5 separate regions of the Homo sapiens genome follow, and all the other regions are linked to region 2. Evidence: chromatin contacts called from ENCODE Hi-C or POLR2A ChIA-PET data. All regions are on one chromosome and are shown on one strand. Each heading gives the region's core, a stretch centred on a gene start or an enhancer-like site at or near the end of the contact. The rest is flanking DNA. Distances are from core to core; before and after follow the strand shown. Region 1 holds the start of COL4A4 (collagen type IV alpha 4 chain). Region 2 holds the start of MRPL44 (mitochondrial ribosomal protein L44). Region 3 holds the start of STK11IP (serine/threonine kinase 11 interacting protein). Region 4 holds the start of CHPF (chondroitin polymerizing factor). Region 5 holds the start of TUBA4B (tubulin alpha 4b).

What was found. Hi-C counts contacts between places; a loop is a spot of excess contacts on that map. ChIA-PET counts read pairs that join two places held with the same protein, here RNA polymerase II (POLR2A). Pooled maps may share reads with other maps.
Region 1: a map with no recorded cell type shows a loop between it and region 2 (7-fold over the local background). The contact joins the promoter of COL4A4 here to the promoter of MRPL44 in region 2. A Hi-C loop is called at or near these places in 1 of 37 single-sample maps with no recorded cell type and 2 of 50 pooled maps. POLR2A ChIA-PET finds 5 or more read pairs at or near these places in 2 of 52 experiments (K562 and activated B cell).
Region 3: a loop to region 2 is called in a map of CD8-positive, alpha-beta T cell, with 20 times the contacts of the local background. The contact joins the promoter of STK11IP here to the promoter of MRPL44 in region 2. A Hi-C loop is called at or near these places in 4 of 168 maps with a recorded cell type or tissue (CD4-positive, alpha-beta T cell, CD8-positive, alpha-beta T cell and naive thymus-derived CD4-positive, alpha-beta T cell), 1 of 37 single-sample maps with no recorded cell type and 10 of 50 pooled maps.
Region 4: a loop to region 2 is called in a map of CD8-positive, alpha-beta T cell, with 21 times the contacts of the local background. The contact joins the promoter of CHPF here to the promoter of MRPL44 in region 2. A Hi-C loop is called at or near these places in 1 of 168 maps with a recorded cell type or tissue (CD8-positive, alpha-beta T cell), 1 of 37 single-sample maps with no recorded cell type and 6 of 50 pooled maps.
Region 5: a pooled map shows a loop between it and region 2 (5-fold over the local background). The contact joins the promoter of TUBA4B here to the promoter of MRPL44 in region 2. A Hi-C loop is called at or near these places in 2 of 50 pooled maps. POLR2A ChIA-PET finds 5 or more read pairs at or near these places in 2 of 52 experiments (activated T-cell and activated naive CD4-positive, alpha-beta T cell).

Annotation. Positions count from the first base shown.
Region 1 is chr2:227,161,694-227,165,497 of GRCh38, forward strand. It overlaps COL4A4 (collagen type IV alpha 4 chain), which reads right to left and starts at 2,512. Exons shown (of 48, transcript NM_000092.5): 1 at 2,314-2,512. It overlaps COL4A3 (collagen type IV alpha 3 chain), which reads left to right and starts at 2,931. Exons shown (of 52, transcript NM_000091.5): 1 at 2,931-3,120. The coding sequence starts at 3,034. RefSeq lists enhancers at 1,839-2,740, 2,015-2,114 and silencers at 2,385-2,764, 2,985-3,164.
Region 2 is chr2:223,954,842-223,958,885 of GRCh38, forward strand. It overlaps MRPL44 (mitochondrial ribosomal protein L44), which reads left to right and starts at 2,622. Exons shown (of 4, transcript NM_022915.5): 1 at 2,622-2,810. The coding sequence starts at 2,632. RefSeq lists a silencer at 2,397-2,466 and an enhancer at 2,537-2,706.
Region 3 is chr2:219,596,171-219,600,159 of GRCh38, forward strand. It overlaps STK11IP (serine/threonine kinase 11 interacting protein), which reads left to right and starts at 1,687. Exons shown (of 25, transcript NM_052902.4): 1 at 1,687-1,753; 2 at 1,924-2,010. The coding sequence starts at 1,950. RefSeq lists enhancers at 1,639-1,858, 2,069-2,128.
Region 4 is chr2:219,541,365-219,545,101 of GRCh38, forward strand. It overlaps CHPF (chondroitin polymerizing factor), which reads right to left and starts at 2,445. Exons shown (of 4, transcript NM_024536.6): 1 at 1,861-2,445; 2 at 252-825. The coding sequence starts at 2,174. TMEM198 (transmembrane protein 198) reads left to right here and starts at 2,664. Exons shown (of 5, transcript NM_001005209.3): 1 at 2,664-3,013; 2 at 3,325-3,529. The coding sequence starts at 3,364. RefSeq lists silencers at 1,877-1,966, 1,977-2,686, 2,727-2,866.
Region 5 is chr2:219,251,747-219,255,642 of GRCh38, forward strand. TUBA4B (tubulin alpha 4b) reads left to right here and starts at 1,497. Exons shown (of 4, transcript NM_001355221.1): 1 at 1,497-1,673. The coding sequence starts at 1,662. TUBA4A (tubulin alpha 4a) reads right to left here and starts at 2,172. Exons shown (of 4, transcript NM_006000.3): 1 at 2,110-2,172; 2 at 262-484. The coding sequence starts at 2,112. RefSeq lists enhancers at 1,555-1,634, 1,665-1,724, 3,155-3,224 and a silencer at 2,135-2,504.

The DNA.
Region 1 (3,804 bases), core at 1,262-3,761, 3.2 Mb after region 2:
GATCTGATTCAGTGGATCCAGAGTGAGACCAGAGACTCTACATTTCCAGCAAGCTCCCAGGGAGGCCAATGCTGCTGGTCCCAAGGGATGCCAAGGCAAGGTTCTAGAGGCCTTGGAAGTGTATTAACCTCAAGGGAGTTCATAGGCTATGCTTGCCTCCAGCCATTTTAGTACTGAGCTCAGAAGAGCATCTCTACCACGTGCCACCATTTCTCATCAGGGCCACCTATTTTCCTTTGTACAAAAAAAAAAAAAGAATCAAATTTCACTATGTGACTACTGTGTGAAGATTCTGCACAAAGGGTTTTTGCTATCTCATTAGATTCCAACAACTCCCTGAGGTGGGTATGGTGAGTATGTCTATTTTATAGAAGGAAGACTCCAGCCCAGAGAGGTTAGGTCACACTAGTAAGTATGGAAAGGATTCAAAACTCCAGAGTCTACTCCAGAGGTCAAGCTCTCCAGCATTGCCTCTTTCTTGCTGTATTTACATCACAAGTTTCTTTCCAGCTCTGTATCTGCAACAGAAATGACTTGCAGTTGACTATTACTTCCTGTTCCAAAATTGATAAAACCAAGTCTAGTCCTCCAACAAAATGACTTGGTTTCAGGAAAAGGCAATTAAAATTCAAATTGAGGAATCTTCTGGAATTTGGCAAAGAGAAGCATTTAACATTAGCATTGAGATTTTTTTGTTTGTACTTTTTAAAATTAAATACTGTCAGTTTGTGAAACATAATCATGTGACTCTCAGAACTCTTGGACACTGTCACCTCATCAACAGAACACCTACCGTTTCATTCCACAAGAGTGGCAGAAGTTTCCAGAAGAACCTTCCCTACCAATGGAAAGAAGCTACTGCATACCACACAGCAACATCTGCGATATGGTCATAAATTCCGCAGTGTTCCCAAGTTGTAATGAAGAGTTTAATATATGTGCTTTTTATTATTCTACTAAGAATATATCCTAATTCAACATGTGCGTGAAATTTTCACATGTTCGTGAAAACAGGAGCTCTCATACTTGATTGTGCATGGGAATGTACAGGAAATTTTAAAACAGCTAGAGAGTCTGATAAAATTGGCTTGGAATGGTCTGGGTAGCAACATTGTTTTATCCTCCCAAAGATTCTAATGCACAACGATAGTTGAGAATCACTGGCATAAAAGACAGAAAGAAGACTGTAAGATTCATGCTATAGTCAAAATAAAAAGAATGGGAGGAGTGTCTTCATTCACTGTTAGGGTTTTGCCTACCTGCATGGCTACAAAGTTCTAAGATACCAATAGATCCCAAATTTAACTGCAAGCAAGTGGTTCCCTAAAATCAGTGACCAACTGCATGATCATACTTGGTGTCTGAAGCCAATTGCAGCAAATATCAGCAACACTGTTCCAAAGCAAAGATTCTTAACCTGAGGATGGAATTCAGGTGATCTGTATAGGAAACTCACATAGGAAAATAAGTTGCATCTTTACTTTTAGTAACATGTCACAGAAGTTCAACATGTCCTTCCCTTATGAGCACAGGCAACAGAGCACAGTAGTATTGGCAGTTCTTGATAATTTGCACCCACCGGTATTTTCATGTCACATTTCAGTTTGGGCTATTATCTCAAAATACCATTTGCAGACATCACTACTTTGACATTACTGTTGCTTAATCGGCCTGCTGTTAAATCAAGCTATTTAATGCAATAATGATGATGCACCTGTGTTAGTTACTATATCACGACTTGAGGACTTCCATAATTGCATTCCAATAAAACTGATTCTGATTTAATTGTATTTTATGCATTTCACAACATTCTTCTGAGAAACAGTCTAATTGCTTTACCAGAGCCAGTGTGGTCCGTAGCACAGGAAACGGCGAGAGCCGGCTGGAGGACCGTGCCCTGGCACATTTGCATCGCAGGCCACCCCCAGGAAGAGCGCACCCTGACCAGAGCTGAGTCTTGTTTTGCCCTGCATTTCCGCAGATAAGATTTGGCCTGAAAAGCAGTTCAACTCAGCGGAGAATAAGATGGGCTTTCTCTTTCTCCTCAGCTGCCTCTTTCTCTTGGCATTTTGGAGTGCCCCGACTGCCAGGCCGGTAACTCGAGCCTCCAAATTAATCAAAACACACAGCACCCAGTTAAAGCCCAGGCAGACAAGCCCAGGAGCCAGACGCGCTCTCCTCTGGTGACCCCCGGGCCACAACTCCCCAGCTGGGCCCGCCACCACCCCTTGAATGCCACGCTCCCTCCACTGCCCCTCCCAGGCAGGTGCCGGGGCCCCGGGACAGCGGTTGCCCCACCTATGGGCGCCTTACCTGTGGGGACGCCCGCAGCGCCAGGAGCTGCCGCCTTGCCACCCCACGGGACGCGCACCTCCAGCCCCAATCCACCCGCGCCCCGCTGCCTCTTCGCGGCGCTCTCGCAGCCAAGCCCGGCGGCCGCAAGTTGGAGGCGGGCTGGAGGCGGGGAACGCGGACCGCCGCGGGCGCGGGGAACAAGCGGGGCCTCCCGAGTGCAGACGCCCGGCGCGCCTCCCGCTTAATCTGGGCAGGGCCGCTGGCCACTCCCTCCACCCTGCGCAGCCACCTCCCCACCGCGCAGCCACCTCCCCACCGCACACCCCCAAACGCCCCACCTCCGACCGCACCCCACTTCCCCGCCTGGGCCCCCGGACCTTGGGAGCATCACCTCCTTAACCCCTTACCCTGGATCCGCGCCCACCTGCCCCTCAGGCGCCCAGCCCTTTCTCGCCTCCTGGGCACGATGCCCGGGTAGAAGGGACACTGCCTGGTAAGTTGGGAGGGAGGGGGTATGAGGGCGGGACCTGAGCCACGTCTTCCCTCCCTTGAAGCCACAACCAAAAAGCCTGGGTGGGGAGGGACGAACCGCGCGACCGAGCCCTACAAAACCCGCCCCGGCCGAGTGGCGAGGCGAGCTTTCCAGCCGGGCTCCCAGAGCCGCGCTGCGCAGGAGACGCGGTGGCCTGAGAGCCTGAGGGTCCCCGGACTCGCCCAGGCTCTGAGCGCGCGCCCACCATGAGCGCCCGGACCGCCCCCAGGCCGCAGGTGCTCCTGCTGCCGCTCCTGCTGGTGCTCCTGGCGGCGGCGCCCGCAGCCAGCAAGGTGAGTGGGGGCTGCGCGACCCCCACCCCCGCACTTCCATCCCTCCTCCACGCGTCCGGGGGACGCGCTGGCCCCACCCGCAGCGGCGCGGTAGTGGAGCGGCTGCCGGGCTAGTGGCGAGGCTGAGGGCTTCACGCAGGTCCCGGGACAGGCAGCGAGCGGAAGGGAGCAAGCGGGGATGCCCCGGAACAGGTGGAATGCGCGGGGCTGGGGGAAGAGGCGAGGAGGGGGCTTGTCCAGTGCCTAGGAGTCAGGGATGGCGGGGACAGGCCTCCAGAGGTCAGTAAATTAAAAAATAGACACATAGATAATCGCCAGGGATGATACGTGAGAACACCGGATGTGGAGATGCACGGTGTCACGCTGGTGAATCAAATCAAGCAGCTTGGCCCAGCGCACAGAGGGCTGGCAGGAGACACCTGCAGGGAGTCCCAGCCGCCACTTCCTAGCTGGGACGTCACACTAAACCCTGACCTCTCTGGGGCTCAGTTTCTTCCTTGCAAAACTTGCCCTCCAGTTTTCCTTTGCTATTGTTGGGAAAAGCAAATGCTATCACTGAAAAATTAAGAGCACCTTAGAAATCGAACTCAGGTTAGAATCATTTAAGCAATCTGACACTTTGATTTGATTTTTGACTTGGAATTTGAGTGAAACTGGATTTATTTAAATCCATCCCATATTTCT
Region 2 (4,044 bases), core at 1,372-3,871:
GGCTTGTTGAGAGCCATCTTGCTGGCCGCTAACACACCAAAAAAGTTTTGCTTCCATAATTATGAATTAAAGTGTTTATAACAGAATTATACTAACATTGATGCATTTTTTTTGAGAAAATGTTTTCTGGAATAAGCTCCATGAAACCAATTAAATTTCTTGATCAATTTTCTATACAGCACAAGTATCCTATTTCTAATTGTATTTTCATGTTTCTATTGCTTAATGTATTTTCATGAATTTTTTTCCACATTTATTTCCTAAGATGTTATTTGTTGCTCAGGTTTACTAAGGCTTTTTGCTAATCAGTTTTACTATCATGAGTTTTCTGTTGCAGCTTTTAGATCTATCAAGTCAAATTTTCCATCAAGTCAAATTTTCCAAAGCTAGGTTGAACAGATGTAACTTTGGTGAAGACTGATTCTATATCGATATTTATCAGTAACTCCAATTTTGTATTTTGAACAGTTTTAACTATAGTAATTTTCATTCTATGGTAATTATTTCTGTCTGTAATTTTCCTTGTGAGTTGGATTAAAGGCCACTATTTGGTAGTTATTCCTTAGCTAATCTATGAAGTAGTGGTGAGTAATCCCAGGTGGTTCAGAATTGCTTGATTGTTCAGGAAGGTCCTATAGCAGAGCTTACTAACTTTGTTATCCATCTTTCTGTGCCCCGTATTCCAGCTGCCTTCACCATCATTGAAGGAATATATAAGCAATATCCCTGGCATCAAAACACAAAAGGTTGTGTTCCCCAAGGGTTAAAGTGAACCCTCAATCGCCTCACCTCCTCTTCCTAAGTGTGACTTTTCCCCACCCTTCCACCTGACCTTAACCCAATGAAAACTCGAAAGTTGTTGACATCTGTGAGCTTTGATCAAATTAGGGCTAACAGCAGGTTAAAGGAAAAATCAGGTTTTTGAGGGCTGAAAAACACATTGGCCTTTTTCTTCCTTAAAGTTTTCTGAGCCTGGATCCTGGAACCAAGTCCTCCTCCTATTATGTGTTTATTGAATAAATAGACAAATGTATGAGCAGATTTTAAAAAACTGGTTAATTCCTAAGTTCCATGAAGGGCATTAGTAGAAGAAATCTTTTGAGGACCTACATTTTTTTAATCTGCAAATGATGCTCTCGTTGTTGTATGACTGAGAAACTCTCAACACAGAGACACCTCATTTTAACTTAACATGATTGTGCTACAACTGGCTTAGATTATTTTTCCTAATAAATGAAATTCTACAGAAATGACAGTTCCCTGCATTTTCTCCTAATCCATTTATTGGATTGATGTTCCATGAATTTTCAATACTTTACATACATTGAAACAAGAAGGTCAATCGTAACCTCCTTTCACCCCTTCTTGGAGAATTTCCTTCAACCAGAAATCCATCAGTTTGTTTTTTGGTGTGTGCTCAGCCCCTCTTTTGCTCTCTCCCTCCCCAAAGGGAACCCTTTTATAAGCTGAGATGAACCATTTAGATTCTCCCTTTTGAAATGGTCAAGCTGAGAAACCCAAATTGAGTTCTATGATCCTGGCACTGAAGATTCTCGGGCTAAGTCATAACATGCTTTGTGGTCTGTGTTTCAGAGAGATGAATGTAGGTGAGCTGTGTCTGGGGAAGGGAGGAAGGTACCAGGCCAATTACACTAACCACGGAAAGAGGTGAGGAGAGCCACCAGGTACCTGCAGTGGAAATAAATGGAAAAAGCACTTGGTGGAAACTGCACCGAAGAGGGGGTTTGTCGAAACAAAAACAATCAAAGACATAGGAGTTCAATCTGGGTGACTGCTGGGGACACAGATGCCTTTAACAAAGAGATCACAGAAAGCATTGCCCCTTTGAGGGTCTAGATGTTCAGCAGGCAACTCAAAACTGGGAATTCAAACAAGCCTCCCTTTGTGACTTAATATGTTCTTTTAAAAATTGTACTGTATTAACAGTTTGGTAGGAAAGCAATAGAATTACATTGTTAAAGAGTGTTAACATAAAGAAGGAAGAAACTGTAATTCCCCTATTACCGTTTTATGTTTTTTTCCAGTCATTTTCCGGATGTTTAAAAATATGTACTATTAGATTGCTTTTAAAGAAAAATTTTAATTTTGGATAAGCCAACATTTCTGAGTCTAGGGTTTCCAAAACTAAGGCTTTTGGAGGCGTGCTGGGTCAAAAATAGAAGCTCGGTAAATACTTGCTCAGTAGTGGCCTAGAACACTAAATATAAATTAAAAATGTTTTCTTTTTTTGAGGATTTAAATGTTTCCTTAACCTGAAAGCGAAACAGATTTTTGTTTGTTTTGCTGTAACGAGAGAGGAAGGAACAAGAGAGTGACAGGGTGAAGCAACTTCTCCCAGAAACTTTTGGGCGCAAACGCCCTCAAGTCCGGATCATTGGAAAGTAACTCGAAGAGAGGAGAGAACTAGCGCAAGCGTAGCCTCAAGGCGGCCGCAATCACCCCGCCCCGGGGCTGTCTCCGCCCCTGCCCTCTCTCAGTCGCCCCGCCCCGGGGGCTGTCTCCGCCCCAGCCTTCTCTTCGCGTTCCGCGTTCCGGGTTCCGGGGGAAGTGTGTTACGGGGACACTGGCCCGACTACTTTCGTTCCGTCTTCCATCGTTTTCTCTCGTGCAATGGCGTCCGGGCTGGTAAGATTGCTGCAGCAGGGACATCGCTGCCTCCTGGCTCCAGTCGCCCCCAAGCTGGTCCCTCCGGTTCGGGGAGTGAAGAAGGGATTCCGCGCCGCCTTCCGCTTCCAGAAGGAGTTAGAGCGGCAGCGCCTTCTGCGGTGCCCGCCGCCGCCCGTGCGCCGGTAGGAGCCACCTCGGGAAGAGGTCTCAGGGTGGCGGTCGCAGACACTGGGTCTTCTTCCCGCGGCGTCGTGTCTGCGGCTGATGCGCCCCTGGGTTAAGCCTTAGGAAGTTTGCGATGGAGACACCCGTGAGCTGTGGGCGCGGGGCCTGAGGCAAAAAAAATGGATTTGTGCCGCGGGCGGTAGAGCTTCGGGCTGTTCCCGACGTTTTGAAACTACCATTTAGGATTTTGGCTACTGAAAATTGGGAGAAATGGGGCTAACTGGAGGGTCTTCCTTATGTGGACTTGGATGTTGTAGTCCCCGTTTGTAATGCCTGAGAATTCCGATAAGCGGGAAGAAAGCAGCCCACAGCATCGTAAATTAAGGAGAAAAAAAATTAATCTACAACCTGAATTCTGCTGTCTAGAGTAAAAGGAAAAAAAGTTAGCTTTAGATTTTTGCCCTAATTAATGCTGTTCTGGTAACAGGTTTGGCAGAGAGAGACACAGGTTTTTATAGCTTCAAACCAGATCATACTTTACATAATTTAAATTCCTTCATCTTGCTTTTTCTCTTTAATAATGTGTGTTTGACATGTTGTCATGGTATTACAAAGATATGTACCTCACTCTTTTTTATGGCTCTGTATATATGGGCCTATGAGCTCCATATTATTGCCATTAAAACCTATGTAACAGCGCGTAAAGGGGACGCATGTGTAGTATGAAATTTTGAAAGCTATTAGTACTTTAACATTGCCCTCCAAAAAATGTTGATCCACTTTGTACTCCTACCAGTAGGAACGGTCTTCTAACAGAGAAGATTATAGCAAAAAATAAAATCTCTTCTTAATTCCCATTCCCTTGTTTATTATAAGATTAAGTATTTTAGGCTCTCAAAGGTGGAAGAAACTTTATGGGTTGGACAGATTATATAGGTGTATATGTTATATGTATATCTTACGACTTTCAACCTAGGTTTTCATACTTTGCTTCCCTTTGTTTCTTAAAGGGGTTTTATATTGTGTTACGTATAAGTAATCCAGAGATGACTTAAAGTATACAGGAGGATGTGCATAGGTTATATGCAGATACAGGTATACCTCATACATATTGTAGGGTTGGTTCTAGACCACGACAATAAAACGAGTCACATGACTTTTTTAGTTTCCCAGTGTATACCTAAGTTATGTTTATACTATTCTGTAGTTTATTAAGTGTACAGTAGTAGTGTCTAAAAAGCAATATATGTA
Region 3 (3,989 bases), core at 437-2,936, 4.4 Mb before region 2:
TCCTCCCAGGTATGAGGCAGGATCTCTTCCAGAATGAGGGTCTTACGGCCTATCAGACAAGGTAGGCCAGAGAAGTTCTTTACGGCCAGCTTGTTTTTTGGACTGAGTTTCCCTCCTGTTGCCCAGGCTGGAGTGCAATGGCGTGATCTCGGCTCACAGCAACCTCTGTCTCCCGGGTTCAAGCGATTCTCCTGCCTCAGCCTCCCGAATAGCTGGGATTACAGGCATGCACTACCATGCCCGGCTAATTTTGTATTTTTAGAAGACACAGGGTTTCTCCATGTTGGTTGGGCTGGTCTCGAACTCCCGACCTCTGGTGATCTGCTGGCCTCGGCCTCCCAAAGTGCTGGGATTACAGGCGTGAGCCACCGCGCCAGGCCACGGCCAGCTCTTACATAGAAAGGTGGGGGGAAGTTTAGGTTTTATGGCTGGCTTTGGGGGAGAGGGCTTCTAGTTTCTGTGACTCATCTTGGGGAAGAGGAATTCTGGTTTCTATGGCTTGCCTTGGGGAAGAAAGAAGGCTGGGAGACAGGAGGGCAGGAAAAGGTCGGAGAGACTGTGCCTGAGGCCTTCCAGTCTCTTTTAGTTCAAAATAGTCAGCATACCAAAGCGCCGTATTTTGGGGTATTGTTTTTCTGAGCTCAACACTGCTGCTTCGGATGTATCTCCACTTACTTTATTTAACCTAAAAGGCTTTCAGCTCAGAGCACAAGTAGTATGCCATGAATGCGAAATTGTGTGGTTCAAATATTCAAAATATTTGAAATATTTGCCATTTCAAATATTTTGTCTTGAGAAAATAAAATCTTTCAAATCTGGCAACTTGGGATAAAGATGACTATGATCCTATCCCTCCTTTCAACTGGCTTAGGATTCATTTTGATTTTCCTCTGTAGAAATGGGGCGCTTCATGAAAGAAACTCTCTCTGAAAACCAGGAATTCTGTTAAAAGACCTTTTTGCTAATCTAGTTCAGTAGTTGACGTTAGCATTTGACGGGGAGCCTGGTGAAAGCTACCATGAGAATTCGGAAGCAAGAAACTGGCAGTCCTGGCGCTACTGGTTACTAATTGAACGACCTTCGCAAGTAACCTAGCCTCTGTGAACCTGTTCTCATTTTCAAACGCGGTTGAATAACTACTTTTCAACTAGGATGTTATGAAAGGTAATAGGGTAAAGACAAAGGACTAGGTTCGCGTGGAGCCCAGTACTGCTGAAGGAAAGATACACGAGTTTGGAGGGAGTCTAAGGAAAAGGAGGCAAAGGACCCCGGAGGTTATATCCTCGGTGGCCTCAGCTTTTACACGATCTAAGTCCATCCTACGGCGGATACGCTCTCCTTTCACTGGAAAATGACTGTTTGCGTTGAAAAAATTTTTATCTAACAAAGCTCCATTTCTCTAAACTTTGCTTCCCCGCCCAGTTTGCAAACGAGTCAGGGTTTCCTCACCGGCGCGGTAGGCTCGCCGAAAGCCAAGCGGGAGCCCCAGGCTGCGCAGGGCGGGGGAATAATGGGTGCCCAGCTCCGGGCCAGGAAGCCCAGGGAACCACTGCAGCCACCACCGCGGTCAGGAGACAGCCCCCGCACCGCCCCTTTTCGATTCGTTTGCATGATCTACGGCGCGGTTTCCGGCGGCAGAGACATGTTTTCCGGTCGTCCCTTGGCTCGATTTTCTTCCGGGGCGGGACTTCCTTTCCATCATTGATAGGCGCCGGGCAGCTGAGCTGGTAGGAGGACCAGACGGGGAGGTTCGGTATGTCTGACCAGGACTTATGTTCCTCGAAAGGGCGGCCAGGAGGATGCTCTTCCTCTCTTTTCTTTCTCGCCTTTTTCTCCGCATGACGCCTCGGTTTGCGCGGACGCCCTGGGCTTTTGGCACTACCGCCCACCTGAGGCTCTTCCGCTTCCTCTTTCCCCCCCCAGGCTCCGCCCCCCAGCGTCCCGTGGCCATGACGACCGCTCAGAGGGACTCCCTGTTGTGGAAGCTCGCGGGGTTGCTGCGGGAGTCCGGTGAGTGGACTTCCGGTTGGGCTGGGCCTCGGACCTCGGACGAGGTGGGGGTGGTGCTTTCTGGAGACACGCCCTGAGAGTCATGGAGTTACGACTGGTAGGGTCACCAGGTGTCAGAGTTCAATTTCTTTACTTTTCCCAGGTTTGTTCGCCCTTACAGTGTCCTTTGCCTGTGATAGCCTAAACTCTAGCCGTCCTTTGAGGCCAAAGGGCGGTATCCCTCCCTCCGTGCCTTCTCTGACACTGTCAGAAGGAAGTGATCATTACCTGACTAAAAGCCCCTCAGGACCAGGGACTGATCTCGGTCATAATCATTATTGTGTAGCAAGGTACTAAATACAGTAGATAGAAGCACGAGATTTGGAGTCGGACCCACTTGGGTTGGAATATCAACCCTCTTTCAAACTTGCCATACTGTTTCCTGAGGCTCAGTTTTCCTCACAGATTGGCATAGTGATTGTACTTAACATTTGTGGGGATTCGTTTTAATTCATGTATTTAGTACAATGCCTGCAAGTATAGTAACTGCTTACAGTTGGGAGCTATTGTTATTGTAATGATTTCCCTGATGCTTGGCACTGTGCCTGGGCATAATGGAGCCACAGTAGTTGTTGAATACTTGGTTGGCATTAGTTGTGGTAGAAAAAGCCTTGGCTTTGAGATCAGATAGGAGAAGTAACTTCCTACCAATTATATGATCTCCATCAAGATTTTTCACTTTTTTGAACCTCAATTTTCATATCTGTAAGATGGGGTTAATAGTGCTTCTCTTTGAGAGATTCTGAGAAGGTTTGAATGAGATACCAAAGTCATCTGGTACATACTACAGTTAATGTTAGCTGTCCTCCATCACTCCATGCTCCTATTGACGATATCTGTGGAAGCTCTCTTTATAGCAGTTTTCTTTTCTTTCTTTTCTTTTTTTTGAGACAGAGTCTTGCTGTGTCACCCAGGCTGGAGTGCAGTGGCGCAATCTCAGCTCACTGCAACCTCCACCTCCTGGGACGAAGTGATTCTCCTGCCTCAGCCTCCTGAGTAGCTGGGACTACAGGTGTGCACCACCATGACCGGCTAATTTTTGTATTTTTAGTAGAGACGGGGTTTCACCATGTTGGCCAGGTTGGTCTTGAACTCCTGACCTCAAGTGATTAACCTGCCTTGGCCTCCCAAAGTGCTAGGATTAAAGTCGTGAGCCACAGCACCTGGCCAGTAGCAGTTTCATTTCCTGGCTTGTATTGATAACTTTGCAAATGTCTTATATCCTTCTCTGGGAGGAGACAACTAGGAGGCCCTTTGAACGTGGGAAGAGTCCTTGAACCATGTCTGTATCTATCCTCAGTGTCTAGTACATACAGAATCCTTCATGTCAGGTTGTAGGACTTGTTAATTTATTCAGTGATGAATGGTGGGTGTGTGAATGTGTGACTACAAGGAGGTAGCAGGAGAAGAGCTTTGTGGCAGCAGAATAGTTTTGTATCTTGATTGCGTGGCTGCAGGAATTTATATAAACAGCATATAGCTATATATACATATTGTACCAACATCAGTGTCCTGAATTTTTTTTTTTTTTTGAGATGGAGTCTCGCTCTGTCACCCAGGCTGGAGTGCAGTGGTATGATCTCGGCTCACTGCAACCCCTGCCTCCCTCCCAGGTTGAAGTGATTCTTCTGCCTCAGCCTCCCGAGTAGCTGGGACTACAGGCATGCACCACCATGCCCTACTAATTTTTGTATTTTTAGTAGAGACGGGGTTTCACCATATTGGCCAGGCTGGTCTTTAACTCCGGACCTCGTGATCCACCCGCCTTGGCCTCCCAAAGTGCTGGGATTACAGGCGTGAGCCACCACGCCTGCCCTTTGTGTTTTTTTTTTTGTTTTTGTTTTTTTTTTTTTTTTTTTTTGAGATGGAGTCTACCTCTGTCACCCAGGCTGGAGTGCAATGGCTCAATTTCGGCTCACTGCAACCTCTGCCTCCTGGCT
Region 4 (3,737 bases), core at 1,195-3,694, 4.4 Mb before region 2:
ATGCCTATTATGTACAAGGCTCCCTGATTTTTTCTAATCCTTGTAACAACCCCGAGCAATAATTATTTCCATTGGCACAAAGGAAGATACTGAAGCCCAGGATATTTAGTAATTTACTGGGGGTCACAGAGATAGAAAATAAATGTCCGAATTGGCATGGAAAAGCAGACCTGTATCTCCAACATCCCTTTGCCTCTCAGAGGGATTTGAACATGACAAGGAGGTATCAGTGGGATAGCTTATCATCCCACCTCGTGGTCACCAGTGCAGCCCACCCCGGTGGCATCGAGAATGCAGCGACCCAGCCACTCGTCAGGGCGCGCACTGACGATGTCGTTGCGGCAGCCTTCCAGGTGGGGGCGCAGTTGTTGCAGCAGCATGCGCGACAGCAGCACCCCAAAGCCTCCGTGGCAGTAGCGGCCGGGGGTGGGCTCTCCGCCGATGAAGTCCTGGGGCCGGCCCAGGTACAGGTGGGCGGCGGAGGCCAGGCTGAGGTGGCCAGTTAGGCGTGCCAGGCCGTGCGCCTCGGTGTAGGTGGTGTCAGGCACCAGGAAGAACCAGTCAAAGTCGTCGCCGTGCTGCTCCAGCAGGTGGCGCAGCGCCAGGTGCAGGTGTCCAATGGGTCGCTCCTCGCCTAGCGTCACCACTGCCATGCCAGGTGGGGCCCGGCGGCCCCGTGCGCCCGTCAGGAACACCACACGCTCCAGCCGGTGCCCCAGCGTGCGGTTCACGGCCACGCCCAGCGTGGGCAGCGTGGTCTGAGAGGTCAGCACCGCCACCAGCAGCCTCTGCCTGATGCCCAGCTCCGTGCTGATGTAGCGGGTCCTAGGGGAGGAGATGGCACAAGCTTATCAAAAGGACAACGGGGCGGGGGGTGGGGGGGAGGTGGTCAGCACAGACCCTGGCAGGTCACGTCTTCTCTGTATCTGTTCTCTCACCTATGAATAGGTTAAAAATAAACCCTCTCTCCCAGGGGTCATGAGGATTTAAACGAAATGGTCTTAAACAGGTAGTGCTTTGCATTTGGGAGATGGCAATACCCACCCAGATAGGAGAGAGATATTGTGGGTCTGACTCCGGGGTTCGCTACTTAGTAGTTATGTCCTTGAGCATGTTATTTAACCTGAGCCATCTGTAAAATGGGACTGATTATATCTGTTTAAAGCACCCAGCCAAACGCTGGACACACCATGTATCTACTCATTTCTATATAAATATGCCATTATGCCACAAATGCCTCACATAAATGACATAAAGGAACGTTTGGCATAGGGGTGTACTGAGTGTTTTTGCGGGGAGGGGCAAACTGCACTCAGGGGCTCTAGGAACTTACCTTTTGGTAAGGCAGAAGGTAAATTGCAGAACCAGCATTTGAACCCAATGTTACTTAGAAGTTATTTCAACTCATCAGCAGAGACATTAATGAGATAGGTACATTCCTCCCTCCCCCATCTCACCCTGAGGTGGCCCTTGTAACCCACTCAGGAACAAGAGATCCAGGTAAATCCTAGTTCTCTCCTTTCTCTTCCCCTGTCTCTATACACTCACCCTATATATAAGTCATTTCTCTAACACCAGCAGCCCAGCCAGGGAGCTAGTAGGATCTCTGGGGCGCCATCGGGTCGAGCCGGTTTAGGACACAGTCCAGTAAGTTCAGCCCAGGCCGGGATAGGGCCCAGAGAAAGTCTCGGACTGGCCCCACGGCTCTCGGGAAGGCAGGGCCATCGGAAGTTATCGGGGCCCAAAGACTTCCTGGCTCGCCAGCCCCTTCCTTCCGGAGCCTGACCCGGGCCCGGGCGACCTCCCCGCGCGCTTCCCGGCCGCTGCCCAGGGGGTAGAGCGGGCGCAGCCGATCACTACCTGACGGCCTTTTTGGCGGCCTGGCCGGGCTGTGCAGGGTGGTAGGGCAAGACGCGCGGCTCCCAATTCTCCCCGGCGCCTTCGCCGGCCCCGGGCTTCTCGCGCTCCGCTCCGGGCTGCACCGAGTTGGGCCGGCGCGCCGCGTTGGTGTTGCCGCGCGGCGGCAGCTCAGAGTCTCCAGGTTGGGGCGGGCCTGGGCCGCACGGCTCCTCCACCCAGGTGACGCTGAGCAGGCTCAGGGTGAAGCCCAGGGAGATGCCCACGGCCACGGGCCCTGCGGGCCGCAGCACCGACAGCAGCAGCGATGCCCGCATGGCGCCCGGACCGCGGGTCCCCGGCCCCGGCGAACCCCCAGAGCAGCCAGAGGAGTCTCCGAGGGGGCGGGACCGGGGAGGGGGCGGATCCGGAGGGCTCGGGCCCCGCGGGCGGGCCCGCTCCCTCCCCGCAGAGCAGAGCCAGCGGCCCGAGCCGAATCCCCGGAGCCGCGCCTCGATTCCCCTCCAGCAGCTGCTCTGGGCTGCGCAGGGTTCTTGCGCTCGGCACTGGAGCCTCAGCCGCGGCCGCAGCTGTCCGACGTGTCACTGCAAGGGCCCCGCCCCCGGGGTGGGGTCTCGGGCTCTCGCTACCGGAGAGGGAGGAGAAGGGGGAGGTTAAAGGGGAAGGACCCCCGGAAGTGCCCCCTCCTCAGTGCGGGAGAGGGAGACGCCGGGGGCGGAGTCCCCTGCCTCCCGCGGCGTGGTTGGTGCGTCCCATGTGACGTCAGAAGCAGCCCGCCCCTGCCTGGATGGTGCGCCCTGAGTGACGTCAGGAGCAGAGGCCGGAGCTGTCCATCAGCACCAAAGGCCGCGGGCGGGCTCAGGGCATGGGGCCGCGGTTCTGGGGCGGCCCGAGCCCCGGCTCCTGCGCCTTCCCCTTCCTCAGGCCCAGCCCGAGTTCCCGGACGCCGCGGGACTGGAGTGCCAGCCGGTGTTGGACGTGGAGCGGCGCCGCCACCGCGCCGACACCATTCTCTCCGGCCCAGCAGCCCCCTTCCTCGCACGACGGACTTTCCCTGGACCCCAGTCAGTTGGAGCCTCTGGCGCCCCGCAACCCCGGCCCCTCGGGCCTCTGCACAGCCTCTTTCACTCAGAAGCTCAGGTCGCCTCCAGCCCAGGTAAATCTTGGACAATCCCATATTGAGCCGCCCACAGATGAATCTCTTGGCTGCCTCCTTCTCACTGGCAGCACGCTCCCTTCATCCCCCCGACTCCCGTCCCTCTTTTAACTTCATCCCAGCCTCCACTAGCCAGGCACTTTTGTTTCCCTTTGTCTTTGCTCCCCACTCCAGAGATGCTTCCGGAGCTGCACAAATGTGGATACTATTCCTTTGTCCACTGTCCTTGCTGAGTTCTCCCAATCCCTCTCCCACCCCCATCCTGGTGGGGACCCAGGACTCCTCCGTGACCCCAACTTTCCCTCTGTCAGGTTAACTTGGGAGGGTGACTCCCTTCTATTCCCAGCACTATGCCGGGGACTGTGGCAACACTGCGGTTCCAGCTGCTGCCCCCTGAGCCAGATGATGCCTTCTGGGGTGCACCTTGTGAACAGCCCCTGGAGCGCAGGTACCAGGCACTGCCGGCCCTCGTCTGCATCATGTGCTGTTTGTTTGGAGTCGTCTACTGCTTCTTCGGTGAGATCCCCATCTCATCCCTCACCTGGGCTCCCCAGTGTTTCCCCGAGTTCTTTTTCTGGGCCCCCAAGTCTTCTCTGAATCCCTCTACCATCATGAATAATTCTTCCTTTTCTTTCATCCCACACATTTATAGATTGTCTAGACTCTAGATTATAGGAAAAACAGGTTTTTGGATTAGGCACACCTGAGTGTGAATTTACTTAGC
Region 5 (3,896 bases), core at 247-2,746, 4.7 Mb before region 2:
CAGGGACCTTCCTCCCCCAGGGTGGTAGCTGTGGCCAGATGCATGGAAGGACTCATCCTCCTGCCAGCCTGAGATACCAGAGTGTGAGAGAAACCCAGACCAGCTGCCCAGGCCAGTCTCAGATCAGCTTGCCTTCTGCAGCTTCAAGTACGGCTAGGAATTTTCAGGGCTAGGAATGCCTGGTCTAAATACCCTCTCTCTCCAGGGAGAAGCTTTGAGTCATGCTCCACCCCCTTCAATTTTGTCCCCACTTCCTCTCACCAATGACCGTAGGCTCCAGATCCACAAAAACTGCCCGGGGTACGTGTTTTCCAGCACCAGTTTCACAGAAGAAGGTGGTGAAGGAGTCGTCCCCTCCACCAATGGTCTTGTCACTGGGCATCTGCCCATCAGGCTGAATCCCATGTTCCAAGCAATAGAGCTCCCAGCAGGCATTGCCCATCTGGACACCTGCCTGCCCCACGTGGACTGAGATGCATTCACGCTGAGGGATAGAGAGAGGGGACACAGCATGAGCCCCACATCCACAAGTCCTCACCTTGCGAGTCTCTCTTCCACCCTATCATCTACCAGCTAGGATGACTCAGTTGGCAAGAGTGGAGGGTTGGGGCTGGGCAGAGGTGAGAAGAGAGTAGCAGCCTGCCCGGGCTCCCAGGTACAGGACTCCCCACCTGGAGGCACCCAGCAATGCAGGCCAACCTCTTAGCCCACTTCTCAGTGGGGAATCTGTCAAGTGAGCACTGTGGCTCCACATGACAAAAGGTTTCCTAGAGGTATGGGTTTACAGCTAGAGGCCCCCCCCCCACTTGATTAATTATTTGCTTTGAGTATGAACAGCTAGAATTCATAGAACCCTTTCCCTCTTTCTTTCCTGTAAGCTGCAGAGGTGTCTCAGCCATCCAATCTGGCATCAACTGACCACACGCCATCAGGATGCCCTCCTCCCTCACCTTTAAATCCCATCTGGCTCTGGGGATCAATCCCATCTGGCTCCTCTCCCCACCTCCACCCCCGCACCCTGGGTGTCTTCACCACTTTCATCTCCCGTGTCAGCCCGCACGGAAATAGCGGCGGTAATGCTTGTAAGCTCAGACAGCAGGGGCCAGCAATAAGGTTTGAGGGTACTGGGGCGCTCACTGCCTTAGGCTCCGTCCCTGTCAGCCCGAAATTAACCCCTAAAGCACTAAAGTCCGGCAGGGCCCGCGCGCTCTTCCCACACCGAAATGGCGGGGTGACGGTTTCCAAATACCCAGAAAGGAAGTGGAACCTGCGGTGAGGCCCCAGAGGTGACCCGCCTTGTCCCGGGCAGGATGGGCGCCATCCTGCAGCCCAGCCCTACATCCGCTCTCCCTCTGGAGTCTTTACAGTTATTTCCCAGCCCAAAGCGGGGATTGGGTTTCGGCCCCCGCTCCTGGGCTATAAATACCACCCCCTACATGCACCTCTCTCCCCTCCCCCCAACCTGGCCTCGGCCCGCGCAGTGCTCAGCGCCAGCTGTCTCTGCCCATCCGCGCACCCGGGCTTCGGCTGGAGAGGGCCAGCTCGCTTCAGGAGGCCGAACCCCGTTCCCACCAACCCTCTCAGCTCAGACGCGGGGTGCTGAGTCACGGGGGGGGGGTGGTTCTGTGGATAGTTGGAATGCATACACAGAGGAAAGGGGGATGCGGCACCAGGTAACCTGACCCCTTCCACCTTCTAGCGCCAAGCACGTGCTCGGTCAGTGCTGAGGACCAGGGACTGGGGATGTAAGAGGGCAGCCAAACCCGTCTTCTTTTGCCCGCGGAAAGGACGGGGCGCGGGCCCGCGTGACTCTCATACAGAGTCGGGACACAAATGCTCGTAAGGCAGGAGCAGAGTGCCAGGAAGGGTTCCTCTCTGTTACTGAAGAGTCGCACTCCACCCCAAGCCCCAACCCCAGCCACCGAAGGTGAACTATACGGCTCGGCCAAAGTCACCAGGAGGGGGTTGGGGAGGGAGGATGCAAAACCCTCGCACCTCCTGGAGACCCGGAACGCCCGGTGGAGGTCCCCGAGCATGCCTGGAAGAAGTGTCCCCCAAAGGAGAGGGGCAATTAGGGGACAGGCGCGACCCCGGCCGGGCCGCACTCACCATGGTGAGTCCGGGCGGTGCGTCTCACGTTGAGTCGGGGTGACAGGTCTCAGTGAGAACTGCGCTAGCTGCAGTGCCGCACCGCCCTTATAGGCGGGGGGGGGGCGGGGCCCGCGTTCCCCGCTCGCCCACTAGAGGCTGGGCGGCCCGCAGGCCACGCCTCCCGGGAGGGTAAGCGGCCCCCCCGAGGGGCGGAGCCTGGCCTGGTACCCTCCCCAAGCTGCGCGGGGGTCCCTCACCTGTCCCGCTGGGATTAAGAGTCGCGATTCGGGCTTTAACCATTCTTTCCTCGTTTTGAGCAGACACGCTGGGCTCCCGAGGGCCTCCGCGGAGATGCAGGGTGCTGTGGCAGGGCGAGTCTCACCTGCACCTGCGTCCTGGAGGCACCGGTCATCCAGGTGTTCTGACTTAGGTCGGGAGCAGGCGAGGCGGTCCTTCCCAAGCGGCCACAGCTGGCCTTCACCCCTGCCCTTCCAGCCCTGCCTCCCAGGAGACTCGGGCCGGCTGTGAGGCTGTGGCGCGTCCCCGGGGAGCCCTTGCCAGCTGCCTGACGCTTCCTGGTCCCCGGCCGGGGCGGCAGCCTTTCGCCGACGCCTGTGGGCGGCCGAGGACCCAGAACTGCACAGCCTGAGCCCCAGATTGCCAATGCCTTAGGCGCTCCCGCAGAGTCGAGCCCCGCAGCCTGTCTGCCGGGGCCGACCCCGGAATCTGCCGCGGCTCGCCGGCCGCCCGCGGGTCAGTGGCGCTGTCATCAGCGCAGTCACTATGATGCCCTCGCTGAGGGCACCTGCCCACTCCCCTGCTGCCAGAACTGCGGGAGCGCTGACCGGGGGACCTCAGGACCTGGATTCTCCTCCAGGCTACCCTGTGTGACCTTGAGCAAGTGACTTAACCTCACTGAGTCCTTGACATTTTCGTGGGTGAAAAGGAGACAGTGATGTCATAGTGGAAACATTGTTGTAAGCTATCAAAATGTCTGTTGCCTCTGAAGAGAAAAGAAGAAAATCGAGATTCTCATATCTTGGATGATTCTGACTCTTGGTCTCTTCTGTCTCTAACCCAAGAGCAGGATCTGCAACCCGCACCTTAATGGTCTCAGCACTCAGCCCCTGGTCTCCGCAGAAGCCCTTCTTTCTACATTTCATTCCGTTCTCTCCACCCCATCTTTTCAAGCTACTTCTGCTTTCTCTTTCTCTCTCTCTCTCTCTCTTTTGAGTCAGTGTCTTGCTGTGTCACCCAGGCTAGAGTGCAGTGGTGCAATCTCAGCTCATTGCAACCTCCATCTCCCGGCTCAAGGCCATCCTTCTACCTCATCCTTCCACCTCAGCCTCCTCAGTAGCTGAGACCACAGGCGTGCACCAACACCATGCCCAGCTTATTTTATTTATTTATCTATTTTTGAGATGGAGTTTCGCTCTTGTTGCCCAGGCTGGAGTGCAATGGCACGATTTCGGCTCACCTCAACACCTGCCTCGCGGGTTCTAGCGATTCTCCTGCCTCAGCCTCTGGAGTAGCTGGGATTACAGGCATGGATGCCTGGATGATTTTTGTATTTTTAGTAGAGACGGGGTTTCACCATGTTGGTCAGGCTGGTCTCCAACTCCTGACCTTAGATGATCCACCTGCTTCAGCCTCCCAAAGTGCTGGGATTACAGGTGTGAGCCCCCACACCCGGCCTTATTTTTTGTATTTTTAGTAGAGACAAGGTCTCGCCATATTGTCCAGATTTGTCTTGAACTCCTGAGCTCAAGCGATCCACCCGCCTCAACCTCCCAAAGTGCTGGGAT